2 separate regions of the Mus musculus genome follow, and region 2 is linked to region 1. Evidence: chromatin contacts called from ENCODE Hi-C or POLR2A ChIA-PET data. All regions are on one chromosome and are shown on one strand. The core of a region is the stretch at or near the end of the contact, and the rest is flanking DNA. Distances in the headings are between cores, read along the strand shown.

Region 1 (6,801 bases), core at 2,521-5,020:
AATCCATGAGACCCTCTTACAACAAAGGAGTAAGTGAATGGTATAGTCCAGAGGACCTGAGTTCACTCCCAAGACCCAGGTTGGGCAGCTCACAATAGCTTGTGAAACAGACTTAGGGTATCCAATGTCCTCCTCAGGCCTCAGCTGGTACCTGCATGTCCTTACATTCATACCAACAGACACAATTAAAAAAATTTTTGCTAGGTATAACGGCTGAAAACCAAAATACCATGACTATGTCTTTTTGTAGTATGAAAGCTTTCTGATTGCCATTTTACATCCTCTGGTTTCTAAATCTTTTTTTCGAAACAGGGTTTCTCTGTGTAGCCTTGGCTATTAACTCATGATGTAGACCAGGGTGGCTTTGAACTCAGAGATCCTCCTGCCTCTGCCTCGGGAAAAAGTGCACCACCACTTCCAAGCTCTCAAATCTTAAATCTTTTAGAAATTCTGAGGTTGACTGACACAGTCTAACTGGGGGATGGCAGACGGGTCAAACATAAGTGATAAATAGGAATTCTTTGTTTATGTATTTACTTATTTTAGGCAGGTTCTCATTATTGTACACTGGATTCAAAGAGATCCATCTAGTCAGACAGTGAAGAAGCTGCCTACTGACCGGGGCTGAGCCGACAGACCCAGGTTCTGATCTTTGGTACTACGGGAGCTGCTCTTCAGCCCCTCTCCTGCTCCTGGACCTATGGATTCTCCATCTAGTGTTTCTTCTTATTCCTCCTCCTCCCTCTCCCCATCATTTTCTATGTCCCCTGTGAACAGTGACTTTAGCTTCCCTTCTGATAACGAGAGGGAGGGCAAGGGCACCCGTGAGCTCAGGCCAGACACTGTGGGTCAGAGAGGAGGTTCCAGGCCCAGTCCAGGCCCTGTCCGCTGCAGACATCGACCCAGGGTTTCTAGTAACCAACATACAGCACCGCATCTGGAACAGCAAGGATCTGAAGTCAAGAGATCAAGAGACGGTGAACTGGAGATGAGTCTGAACACCCAAGGATGTACTACAGAGGGAGATCTGCTCTTTGCTCAAAAGTGTAAAGAACTCCAAGGGTTCATAGGGCCCCTCACAGACCTACTGAATGGACTCAAGATGGGTCGCTTTGACAGAGGATTAAGTAGCTTCCAACAGAGTGTGGCCATGGACCGGATCCAGCGCATAGTGGGTGTTTTACAGAAGCCTCAGATGGGAGAACGTTATCTAGGAACCTTGCTGCAGGTGGAAGGGATGTTAAAGACTTGGTTTCCTCACATAGCTGCCCAGAAATCATCCTCAGGAAGTAGCAGGCACCAGATAAGCAAGCACTTTTCCAGTCACCACAGTGACCCGGGGGCTGCTTTTCCTGCACCTCTCCTAGAGAAGATGGGCCAAACACAGCTGGGACATTTAGTTTTGAAACCAAAGCATCCTTGGCATCTCACAGGATGGCCAGCTATGAACCTCACTTGGATTCATAGCACTCCAATTTGTAACCCTCCCCTCAGTTCCCAAGGCTCCATCTGGCCACAGCCCCATAGGCACTGGAGCCAGCATTGGTGTCATCCTTGTCCTCCAGAAAGGAGGACAGCCCTTCACCCATTCTGCCCCGGGCACTCCGGTCCCACCAACTCTACTGTCTCCTGTCGTCTCTGGTGATCTGAAGAAATTGCCTGGCGAGGAGCCTCGTTGCCACAGTTTGCCAGTAACACTGCCATCAGACTGGAGTTGCATCCTTTGTCCGCCTGTCTTGCCTACCACAGACAGATGACTAAAGGACACCCAGAGCCACAGATGATTAGCTATCCCCCAGTTGCTCTGGATCCTCAGCCCTAACCCAGGCTCTGCTACTTTTCCCTGATTCCCAATTTGTATAAATGTATGTTTTATGTGTGTGTGTGTGTGTTTTTTTTTTTTTTTTTTTTTTTTTTACTTTAATGTATTTGTGGTGAGGAAATAGAAATCCTTTCTGATTAAAGACATTTTTTTTTTTTTACTTAAAAAAAAAAAAAGATCCATCTGCCTCCCAGGAGTTGGTAATAAAGGCGTGCGTCATCAAGCCAGGGCAAAACTAGTAATTTTTACTACAAGCCACACCTATTAATAGTAGTAAATGGAAGTGTTTACCAAGAAACTACAACTCCCATGAAGCAACGAGGGAGAAGACGGAGTGGTTTTTTTTTTTTTTTCCCCGCCTATTTTTTCTCAGTCCCATACTGGAAACAGGTGCTGGTGTTGAAATAATACAATATCCTTAAAATAGACGGAAAGGTGGGGCTTGATAACACGCACTCTAGTAAGGCAGCCGGAAGTCGCTGTCTCGAGCAGCCCCGCCCTAAGGGACGACACACGGGCCGGCTCGGAAGTGACGACACCGAGCACGCCATTAAATAGCAGTAGGCCTCCCTCTCCGCCCTCTCGGTCTTAGCGCCATCTTCCTTGGTTAGTCGCGGGGTTTTCTGGCGTTCGGGTTTCCAGTGCAATCCGTTAACATCCGACCTCCACATTCACTATCATCACAGCGGGCTAACGGCATTTTTCCCTCTTTCTCTCTAGAGACTCCTGCGCCATGAGAGCGAAGGTGAGCGGCTCTTAGGTGGTGAATCGGGCACCTAGTCCCCGCCATGGTTCCTCTGCGGGCTTCCAGACGGTTTGCCTCGGGTGTTCGCAGTCAGGGAGAGGCTTAAAATTCTTGCTGAAGAAAAGATGGGGTGGGAAAATGAGGGATTCGGCTCTAAAACTGAACCGGTGTCCTTTGTCAAGCCCTGTGTTCTGAGCAGTTTCATGGCCTTGCACAAGCCTGTCTCTAACATTCTTTTTTGTCTCCTCACATGATCGGGTTTTTTTAGTGGCGGAAGAAGAGAATGCGCAGGTACGTTTAATTTTTCAAGACTACCTTGGGGCAGTGGGGGCAAGCTCGGTGTGGGATATTTGGTTGGAAGAAAATATCTGGCGGGAAGGAAGCAGGAGTCGCCGCCCAGTACAGCAGAGCTGGTGCTTGTTAATCTCATCGTCTCTTGTACTCGTGCACTAAGTGTACGTATTGATAGATGTGCAAAGGAAAAAAAAAAAACTCAGGTTTGTGTGCCTTCCATTCCAGGCTGAAGCGCAAGAGAAGAAAGATGAGGCAGAGGTCCAAGTAAGCCAGCCCGTGCACCTACGACGCCTGCAGGAGCAGAAGTGAGGGATGCTGAGGGCCGGGACAAGCTATCGGACTGTGTGCTGCCATCGGTAATGAGTCTCAGTAGACCTGGAACGTCACCTCGCCGCGATCGCCTGGAGAAATGACCGCCTTTCTTACAACCAAAACAGTCCCTCTGCCCTGGACCCCCGGCACTCTGGACTAGCTCTGTTCTCTTGTGGCCAAGTGTAGCTCGTGTACAATAAACCCTCTTGCAGTCAGCTGAAGAATCAAACTGCTGTTACGTGTTTTTTTGCGGTTCCTTGGGGTGGGGACTCGAGTGTGTTTCTGTATAGGCGACATAGTTTGGGTGTTTGATCTGGCTGGAGCCGGTTGAGTGTGCGCCCGAGGTTAAGTTACAGAGTTGGTGCGTTCACAGCGCCACTCCTACGTTTTGGGGGTACCACTGCGTAGAACCTGACGCTGAGCGGAGTTCCGGGTCCGGCGGAGTCCTGTTACCATGGTGATGCGCAAGGCTTGTTGGGAGCTTCCTGCGCCTACTAGCACGCAAGTTGGACCATAGAGTGTGTTTCCGGGTCTGGTAGCTAGAGCGTCTCTTTCTTCCGCAGGAAGCGGAAGAACCGTAGGGTGGGCGGCTCTTTGTCGAAGCTAGAGGACCGGCAGGCGGCAGCAGCAACTACGGCGGCGGCGGCAGGTGAGGGAGGCGGGAGACTTAGGTGGAGGCCGCGCCCGGAGGGGAGGAGTCGGGGATGGCCCAGCGACTGGGTTCTGCCCGGCCACACGAGCCTCCCCCAAACCCCCCGGAACCGACCTGGCTCTTCCTCGTTACCCAGGACAGAGCCCCTTTTCTCACTGACCTCGCTTCCCAAGCAAACGCCAGCCCCGTGACGTCACAGCCCTGCCCATCCCTCCGCCTGATGTCACCCCGAGCCCCCCTCCCCTTTCACTTCCTCAGTGTCCCAGTCACCTGGTCCACCGCTGAGTGCTGGCACCGCATCGCGGAGCCGGCCAAGCCAGAAGACTTCCAGGGAAACTCGTAGGACTTTTCGTGAACTCTAGGGTGTTGGGGGATGGTCGTAATCACCGCCCCCGAGTCTAGTCTCGCCTTCCCACTGACACTAGTCAGTTGTTGCCCTTGTCCAGCTTTCAGGTTTGGCTGGCGTTCCGAACTCCAACCCTAGATCGGATTCTGAACCCCATATCCTTCTCATCTTGAGGTAAAGCTCCGCTAACCTTCCTCACCAGGAACTGTTTTGTTTTTTAGTTCAGCTTCCCAATTTTTATTGGTCGGTTCTAGCCCTTATCCTTCTTAATAGGGACTTCTCCTTGTGATAGGTGACGTTCACTTTGACCTCTTAAGGGAGCCTAAAAGCCACAAAGCTCTTAGCTTTTTGTCAGAATTCATTCCAGTGTATGAAAACCACATCATATCCCTTTCACGTTTTTCCCTTGTTCTACTCAAATCTCCGTTTTTTGTTTTTTTGTTTCTTGTTCAGAACCCAGCAGTGATGTGGAGGTGGAGACTCACGGGAGCCCCGGACTTCACCTGAGCTACCTCAGGTATTAATTCTGGGATATTGGGGTGAGGAAGGCTATCATATCCAGTTATCTGCTTCTAGTGGGACTTGAAACATTGGTCAGGCTTTGAAGGCATTTAGTCTTCACCTGATCGTCATTTATGATCTTTTAAGGGCTTGTTTCTTACCAGTTGTTTCTTATATTCTGGGGCTCCTTTTCCCATCTTGTGTATTCCTGTGCATCTCTGACTTCTAATCTGGTTAGTTATTCTAGCAAAGTCAAGGAAGTCAAGGAAACGGGAAATCAAGAAAGGTATCTTTATTCCCAAACGGAAACTAGGAACTTCTCTTATTTGAACAGTAGGGGGAGCCTGAGTCCTACTCAGGGAACATTTAAAAGATTAGACACGTGGTAGCAGGGACTCCCAGTCTTAGACTCCCAGGGTTAGAGAGAAGGGAGGGCTAGAATTAGGGCAGTGGACTGACATTCCAGAGCTCTCTTGAGAAACAGGAGACTTAAAAAGCTTTTATAGAGTCTATAAATAAAGAGGATTTTTATGGGGTAAGGAGTGCTATGGTTTGATATCAGTGGGATTTTCATGGAGTGGGGTGGGGAATGGGGAAAGAAAGGTCACCGTTCCTATGAAAGTAACTCCTTTCCACCTTGTCCTTCGAACAGTTCGTCCTGGGGATCTAAAAGTAGAAAGTTCAGCTCAGAACGTCTTTCCATGAAATGAGGGTGTTTGTGTGTGGAACACACTGGGAGATGGACAGGTTTCAGGGTTACCCTGTAGCTAGTGACACCAGTTTTGTTTTGTTTTGTTTTGTTTAACCAGGGATTTCTAAAATACATGGAGACTTGAGCTGAGTTTACGTAGAAGAGGGATTAAGGGAAGTTCTGTTTCTGGTGTTCCTTCTTCCATGAGTTCTCAAAGCTAAGCAGCCCGTGTTAGAGCACTCTTTCCAGTGTCAGTCTGTTCACACACCAACACCTGTTTTAGTTTCTCCCTCACAACTTAAATGAGAGAAGGTAAAAATCTAACACTCTCCCCTTCCCTCCCCCTCCTTGGCTGAGCATCATTAGTAAGATGAAGTGGCTTCATCCCAGCTCTCTCCCTCCTGTGTTAGCCAGGCAAGTGTGAATCACTCCAAACAAGACCAGGTGCATAAGGGCCTGGGCGGGACTTCTGGCAAGTCAGCCGGGCTAGCTAGAATTCTCCTTGGATTCTCCATCTCCCAAAGCCATTGCCCCAGAAGCCTGCCCACTGTATGGTCAGGAGAGAGGGAGCTTTCCGGAGGACCCCTTTCTGACACAGTTCTCTTTTTTAACAGTCGCCAAGAGTGGCAAGAAAAGGAAGAAGACCCTGACTTGGGGGGGACCAGGATGCCTGACCGGGACAGCTATGCCAACGGCACTGGCAGCAGCGGTGGAGGCCCTGGAGGTGGTGGCAGTGAGGAGGCCAGTGGGGCAGGGACAGGCAGCGGGGGAGCCACCTCAGATGCCATCTGTAGAGACTTCCTGAGGAACGTCTGCAAACGAGGCAAGCGATGTCGATACCGCCACCCAGACATGAGTGAGGTATCCAATTTGGGGGTAAGCAAAAATGAATTTATCTTCTGCCATGACTTCCAAAACAAGGAGTGTAGCCGCCCCAACTGTCGTTTCATCCACGGCTCCAAGGAGGATGAGGATGGCTATAAGAAGACAGGAGAGCTGCCTCCCCGGCTGAGGCAGAAAGTGGCCGCTGGGCTGGGTCTCTCACCCGCCGACCTACCCAATGGTAAGGAGGAGGTCCCCATCTGCCGCGACTTCCTCAAAGGTGACTGTCAGAGAGGAGCCAAGTGCAAGTTTCGTCACCTGCAAAGGGATTTTGAGTTTGATGCTCGCGGTGGAGGAGGCACTGGAGGTGGAGGCTCCACAGGCTCTGCTCCCCCAGGACGCCGTCATGATCTCTATGACATCTACGACCTTCCGGAAAGGGGCTTTGAGGACCACGAACCAGGCCCTAAGCGCCGGAGAGGTGGCTGCTGCCCTCCTGACGGCCCCCATTTCGAGTCCTACGAATGTAACTTGGCTCCGCTCCGTGGGGTTGAGTGCAGACTGCTGGAGGAGGAGAACGCCCTGCTCAGGAAACGCGTGGAGGAGCTGAAGAAGC
Region 2 (6,801 bases), core at 2,448-4,947, 260 kb before region 1:
GAGAGAGAGAGAGAGAGGGAGAGAGAGAGAGAGAGAGAGAGAAAGAAAGATAGATTTCTCCCTGATTTGCTTTGGGCTGAGACCTCTGGCTGCAGTACTGAGGTCAGTGACAAAGAAGTCATCACAGTATCCCAGGACTGTGCTGGTGGCAGTGGTTAGACAGTAGACATTCAAAGACCTGCTGACTGCCACACAGGGGCTGGGAAGATGCCCAGAGAGCTGCCCTCCACCATGCAGCGCTGGCGGGCCACAGACACACAGAAGCCCACGCCATACGGTATGGACAGAGGAGGTCACCCAGAGGCCCTGGGTACCTGAGTGGTACTCAGGCTCAGATGCAGGACTTTGAGTTGATACAGTCCAAAATTTACATCATCTATGAACTGTTGGGGCACATAAAAAGGCTGGTCATGCTGATCCAAAGCAGGAGGATCCTCATGACACCAAGTGACAGGATAACCAGAAGGATCCCGGTGAGGATTCAATATTGGTGGTGTCACAAAAGCCAGAGACCTCAAACCAAACTCACTACAATGAACTTTTCCAAGTGAAGATGTGTGATTGGAGGTGTATAGTGTGGGACACTGTGAACAACACACTACAACTTCCATGACAAGACATTTTCCATGCTTTGTTTTGTTTAGGGTGCGTGTGCGTGCATATGCGTGCGTGCTTGCGTGCGTGCGTGCGTGCGTGCGTGTGCGTGTGTGTGTGTGTGTGTGTGTGTGTGTGTGTGTGTGTGCGCGCGCGCATGTGGTGTGTTTTAGGTGAGAAGCTTCAAGAGCACACAGGGATATGAGTGGGACTGGGGCACAGAATGTGAAACTCACAAAGAATCAATAAAAAGTTTCTTGGGGGCTGGAGAGATGGCTCAGTGGTTGAGAGCATTGACTGCTCTTCCAGAGGCCCTGAGTTCAATTCCCAGCAACCACATGGTGGCTCACATCCACCTGTAATGGGATCCGATGACCTCTTCTGGTGTGTCTGAAGACAACGACAGTGTACTCATATCAACAAAATAAATCTTTAAAAAAAGGGGAAAAAAAGATATTTTCTTTAAATTCCTCCCTTACCATTCATGGTGCTGTATGTGTGAGCCCAGCCTTTCCCAATCAAAAGCAGGAAGATCACAAATTCAAAGCTAGCTGGAGCTAGTCTGCAAAACCATGTCCCAAAACAAAACAAATATCCCTTTGTTCAGGTGATAGCAACTAAGGGGCTGTCTGACTAGGCTCTTCCCGACCCTAAGGAAAGGAGCTGCACTTAGCTGCTGCAGAGTAAGTCCAACCCTTCCTTTTATATTACACCCCCTCCCCCCAAAAAAGACCTTACGACAAAAGACTTAAGATGGAGAAAAGTCAAATTCCTAGTCAGAGAAACGCCTTTATAACTCTTTCCCAAGAATGCTACCCTTAGCTAGGTATAGTGGCAAAACCTGTAAGTCACAGCACTCACAGATGGAGCCAGGAGAAATCATGAGTTCCAGGTTAGTCTGTCTACAAGGTGAAACCCTAACTCAAAAACAAAACAAAGAAAGGAAATCCTTCACCTTCCCTTGACTCTACACTCCCTAAAAACTGGAACAGAAAATATGGGGAAAGAGCAACAGGAAGCAGCAAAGGATACTCACCATTACTGCTAGCTGCCTATAGGCCTTCTTTAGTTCAGTGTCGGATGCTGTAGCTTCAACCCCCAGCACATGAAAAGGGTTTAGTTCATCTTCAGGAACCCCAGCCATGGTCAAGAGTCGGGTCACTTCCTCTTCAGGCTGGCAGTATCGCCCGCTAGCTACAGGTGCATTGCCCTGTTTCTTAGTCCTCTGTTTGACCCAGGGCAGCTCCTGCCAGCCCCACTGTATTAACCTTACCAGCTGCTGCCATGGCCTGCTATCTTTCAGCAGAGTCAAGCAATGATGCAAGGCTGGAGAACCCAGCCAAGAGAACAGCCAAGCGGTCTTATCCCTCCAGCCTAACCGGTTGCCCAGTCCCACCGAAAACCTCCAGCCCAATTGTAGACATCCCAAAAAGAGGGCGAGAGCCAGGAGTAGGAAAGCACCCACTACCCTAAGAATACGGATGAGCAGCCCCACCACACAGAAGAAGCTCTGGCTTAGAAACTGGAACATCATGCGGGCCCAGCCCCCCAGTCTCCTGGCCCAGACCCCCACCCAGACTCGAAAAAGGTCCAGGTCACTGCCTTTCAGCTTCCTGCATGCGTAAATGAGATGGCCACAGGTTTCCACATACTCTCCCACCAATACCAGAAGTTCAATCAGCCACCAGAAGCCTGCTTGTCCAAGCTGACATAGTTCCTCTACTCCCCACAGTCCCAGGCCTCTGCGCTTATCTGTCTGACTTCTTTTTCGGGCCAGCCGATGACGACCTGGGGCCTTGGGTTCTCTGCGTCCACTATCCCGAACATCCTCCTTGATCAGAAAACGGTGCTTCTGCCTCCGGGACAAGGGTTTCTTTCCACTGGACACACGTGAAAAATCACTGGGAAATTTAAGAGGTTCCTCATCATCATATTCTTCTTCCAACTCTTCATCTTCCCCCAAGGCTGGAGAGGTGCAATGGTGGCAAAGGCTGCTAGAAGAGCCATCTCCTTCCTCGGAGTAAGTTCCTTCGGGGACTCCAGGGCTTCCCTGGCAGTTACAAGCAGATGGAATGGAAAGAAAAGAAGGACTCCCATCCTCCTGGTACCCAGTCTCATTCTCTCTTGAGAGTTCCTGGTCCACTCCTGACTCTTCTGAACCTGTCTCGCTCTCATCAGGGTAGCCTCCTCCTCTAGGTGGTCCTGGACCCCTTGGAGGACCATGGCTTGGATCTGACCAGTGGGCTGGATTTGGAGGCTGTGTGTACTTAGGGCCGGAGTGCTCTTTGAGGCATCGTGTACCATTAGGAGCAGTCTCTGCTGAGTCCCTGAGTCCTGAGAATGAAAGTATTTCGGGGTCCACAGAGGATCCTGATGTACTGAGGGAGGTACCACCACTGCGGTGGGCTCCACACAACCTTCTTTCTCCCGGGTGCTTCTGGGCCATGACCCCGGGCTTCCTGAGGATTTTAGGTCACTGCCATCATTGCCTGTAACAAAGATATCAAGTTGGGAATGGTCAAGGATAGAACCAAGAGTTAAACAATCTCAAAATGACATATTCAATGTACCCACTCCCCAGGCAGTGTTAGCTCAAATTCGCTATCCCTAACAATAAACGTGAGTTAGGCAGACCACAAACCTGCTTGCACCAACCCGGACCTCAGAAACCCCCTTACTCCCGAAATCTTAATTTTTTTTTCTTCTTCCTCCAAGAAGCTAACAATCTTCAATCTGAGAAATGGGGGGGAGGGGGGGTGCCGCAAAGGGTGTGGTCGGGGCGGCGGGGGGGTGGGGGGGTAACTCTTAGGAAAAAAAAAAAAGACTGCCTGAAAGAGGGAGGCCGCAATCTGTCAGAAAAGGGTGGGGACCGTGCAGGGCTAGAGGAAAAGCTGAGGGCGGAGCTTCGAGGTGCCCCTGCAAAAGATTACCCGAGAACCCACCGACGGGGTACCAGGGGCGAAGGCGACGTACCGAGCAGCAGCGGTAACTCCTCCCTCCTCAAGCAGCTGCGCCTGAGGCCAGGGGGAGCTGCCAGGGGGAGCTACAGGAGCAGCTCCCCCGGCTCCGCCTCCCGCTCACGCTCCGCTTCCGCCTTCCGTCCCCGCCACGGCCGCTTACTTCCACTTCCGGGGTCACCGGGGGGGGGGAAAAGGTCGCGAAGGGAAGAGAAAAGCGCTTAGCCGAGGCTCTCACTTGCGCGGCGGGCGCGGAGTCAATCGAGGAGGCGGTGCTAGAGCATCCGGCCCCACCCCTTAAAGGGCCCTCCGCCTCCACGCAGGTCCCGCCGTAAGCGAGCTGAAGCCTGCGAACTGTACTCCTCGTCGTCGCTGCTGAAACGGAGATGAAGGGCGGCTGCCGAAGCACACACCGTCTTTGGCGTGCAGACAGACACCCAGGGCACGCAGAGGAGCCAGCGACCCTGCTCGCCCAGACCCTTCCCTGTCGGCTGTCCAGCCAAGAGGTTGCGGAGAAGTGTGTGTCCCGGACTAGCTAGCCCCCTAAAGAGACGCGACACTTCTCCTGGACCCAACTGGCGAGCTTCCACGCCGCCGATCCGCCCCCTGTGAACGCGGCGTAAGGGCCGGGCCAGGGAATGCGGCTAGGGGTACCTGGTTCCACGGAGCTCAGAACCTAGTCCAGCGTAACAGAACCCCGCACTCATCTGCGTGCTGCTTTGCATCTCATTTACATAGTAAGCTTTGGGTCGAAGCCAGCACGCTCCCCAACCCCTACGCAGACCCTGATGGAACCTCTCGTCTGCACTCCTTTAAAGCCTTACAGTTCTGCCAGTGTCCCTGCCAGGCCCGTCTTGCTCCACAAGTTTTTTTTTCCACCCATGAACACCCCCACCCAGCACTAGTTAAAAACCCTTCTCCGGCTCCCGACCACCCGGTTCCCCAGAAGACAATACTCCAATTCTCTGGGAAGTGGAAGAAACCAAGTTGGACCAGCGGGTGCTTTGGGACCCTATTTGGGCTTTGAAAACGTTAAGTTGGTAATTAATCTCCTTAGCATTCAGAGACCTTCCGTCTTAGTCTTGATGGGCGTCACAAAACTCTTCATTGCTATGGTTAGGGGGCGTCCCTCCTCCTAGATTAGAGAAGTGGGTAGCCTGGGTTCCCCCACAGACAGAGGTAAAGATTGAGGGGGCCCGCCCCGTGATGTCATCCTCCCCCCCCCCCACCCCATACACACTCCCTGTCTCCTTCCCCCACACACACCCCCGCCCCCAAGCTAATTGCATTTAGCTCCCTGGGTTTGGGCTCCGACTTGCCTGAGTTTAGGGAGCAACAGAGCACAGTAGCCCAAGGGGGTGCCTGCGGCCAACAGCCACCCGTGTGCCTAGGACCTCTGGGCTGGAATGAAGCTGGAGGTCTAGGAAAGCAATTCCACCCCTTTGCTCTCCTCAGCCCTGCAGGGTGGTGAGTAGTTAACACCCTTCCTGGTCTCTCCTTGTTTTGCGTCCCAAACTCTTAAGCGATTGAGAAGAGCCCCGGGAGGTCTCCAGTCCTTCAGCCTCAGTACCCTAAAGACGGCAGAAGGAAAGTGCATCCGCACCACCCTACTCCCGCAATGCCAACCTCTCATCGTCAGTGATCCTTCAGGATCAGCATCAAATCCCATTGGCAGCCCAGGCGTGCCTGGATGAGAGGGTGGGTGGAACAATTCCCGTGTGAGTCTGAGGCTAGTAGCAAGTGGATACCAAGATGTGAGGAGATTATCTGTGGGCAAGGCGCCTGCTTACTCCATGTAGGGCGATGGGATTTGGACTGGCTGTATTCGGCTTTCCCCAACCACTCCATCTCGGCATGAAGCCAAGACTTCAAAATCCGGACAGAGGCTGACTGGGTGACTCTTTAAGTCCTTATTTGAAACTTTTAAATGTCTGTTCCCTTTCTTCCTTGGGGGTTGCATTTAGCTTACAGGTTTTGGGCTCCGACTTTCAGGAGTTTAGAGAGCAACTCCAGGCCTGGGGAGCCGATGGCCACCCCCGTGCCTAGGACCTCTGGGAGCTGGATGAAGCTGGAGGTCTAAGGAAGCAATCCCACCCCTTTGCTCTCCTCAGCCCTTCAGGGTGGTAAGCAGTTGTTCTGAGACCCTAAGGTGACTCATCCTCTCCTCTTCCTTCCTCTCCCACGTTATTAACCCTACTCGGTCTGGTTCAACCGGGCTTAGTATTGAATTCCAACTGCAGATGAGAGGAATTGCTTTTTAGTTGGAACAAGTCATTTTTTCAAAAGAAATGGAAGTACAGAATCCCCAAGATTTGTGGTTTCTGCTTTCTATTCTCTTCCAGGTTTACCAGCCCCTGCCAGTTAGCTATGGATGGATGAAAGGAGATTTCTCTAACCTTCCATTCTGTGACCACCTTCTCTTCTACCATGGAAAAAGCCTCATTGCCTCTGACTATAACATCTCACCCAAGGCCCTTTAACCAACAACTCCCAGAGCCCCCAGCCCCGAGATGTGTCTTGGAACCCCAGGACAGCCTCGACTTGGCCCCTGCCCTTGTGTGTGCCCTTTGCTGCTGCTTCGGAATCATCTACTGCTGCTTTGGTGAGAAAGGGCAGGGCCTGGGGATGGGGTGGGGGGCAGGGGCAGCTTCCCAACACTGCTACCCTCAAGAATGATGCCAAATGTCTTCCTCGCTCCCAGGCCACTTCACCTCCTCTGTTAGGAGATGCCTACCTTCAGAATTTTCCATCCTGCCTCTCCCAGCTTCCCATTATTCTGTTTGCCCGTACCGTACCCTCTGGCTCTCACCTCTGCCTCCGTTATGGGCTTTTCCTCTGTCTCCTACCTCAGAATTCCATTCCTAGTTTATCCCTCCCACCGGAGATTTCAACTCTCCCCAGAATCTGAATCAGTCTGTGGTGATTTCCCATGTACCTAGAGGACCTAGATGCTGTCCTGCTTTTTTCCCACAGTGCATCCACTCTGCCTCCTGGTTTCTCTACCTATCCCCTCGGAATTTCTGAGTTCCCTCCTTCTATCACTGGGCTTACACTTCTCTTTCCCCTTTCCTTGAGGTTGCCACGGTGTGCTGTACCTGGCTTCTGCTCCCTGGTTAGCTGTTCCTCTCCCAATACGTAGGACCCCCTTTCTGTATCTCAATGCCTCCTGCCTCCCTCCCCAGGCTACCGCTGCTTCAAGGCAGTGATGTTTCTCTCGGGTCTGCTGTCAGGAGCCCTGGTGATCTTCCTC

The links. Hi-C counts contacts between places; a loop is a spot of excess contacts on that map. ChIA-PET counts read pairs that join two places held with the same protein, here RNA polymerase II (POLR2A).
Region 2: a map of heart shows a loop between it and region 1 (2.0-fold over the local background). The contact joins the promoter of Dnajc14 here to the promoter of Zc3h10 in region 1. A Hi-C loop is called at or near these places in 1 of 37 maps with a recorded cell type or tissue (heart). POLR2A ChIA-PET finds 5 or more read pairs at or near these places in 3 of 5 experiments (Patski and embryonic stem cell).

The regions. Positions count from the first base shown.
Region 1 is chr10:128,544,715-128,551,515 of GRCm38, reverse strand. Zc3h10 (zinc finger CCCH type containing 10) reads left to right here and starts at 3,770. Exons shown (of 3, transcript NM_134003.2): 1 at 3,770-3,822; 2 at 4,625-4,688; 3 at 5,978-6,801. The coding sequence starts at 6,030. Rpl41 (ribosomal protein L41) reads left to right here and starts at 2,348. Exons shown (of 4, transcript NM_018860.4): 1 at 2,348-2,428; 2 at 2,543-2,567; 3 at 2,836-2,858; 4 at 3,087-3,406. The coding sequence starts at 2,556. The coding sequence ends at 3,129. It also overlaps the pseudogene Gm9176.
Region 2 is chr10:128,802,450-128,809,250 of GRCm38, reverse strand. Dnajc14 (DnaJ heat shock protein family (Hsp40) member C14) reads right to left here and starts at 3,697. Exons shown (of 7, transcript NM_001359825.1): 1 at 3,568-3,697; 2 at 1,631-3,083. The coding sequence starts at 3,040. Tmem198b (transmembrane protein 198b) reads left to right here and starts at 4,804. Exons shown (of 5, transcript NM_178066.3): 1 at 4,804-5,018; 2 at 5,894-6,153; 3 at 6,734-6,801. The coding sequence starts at 5,979.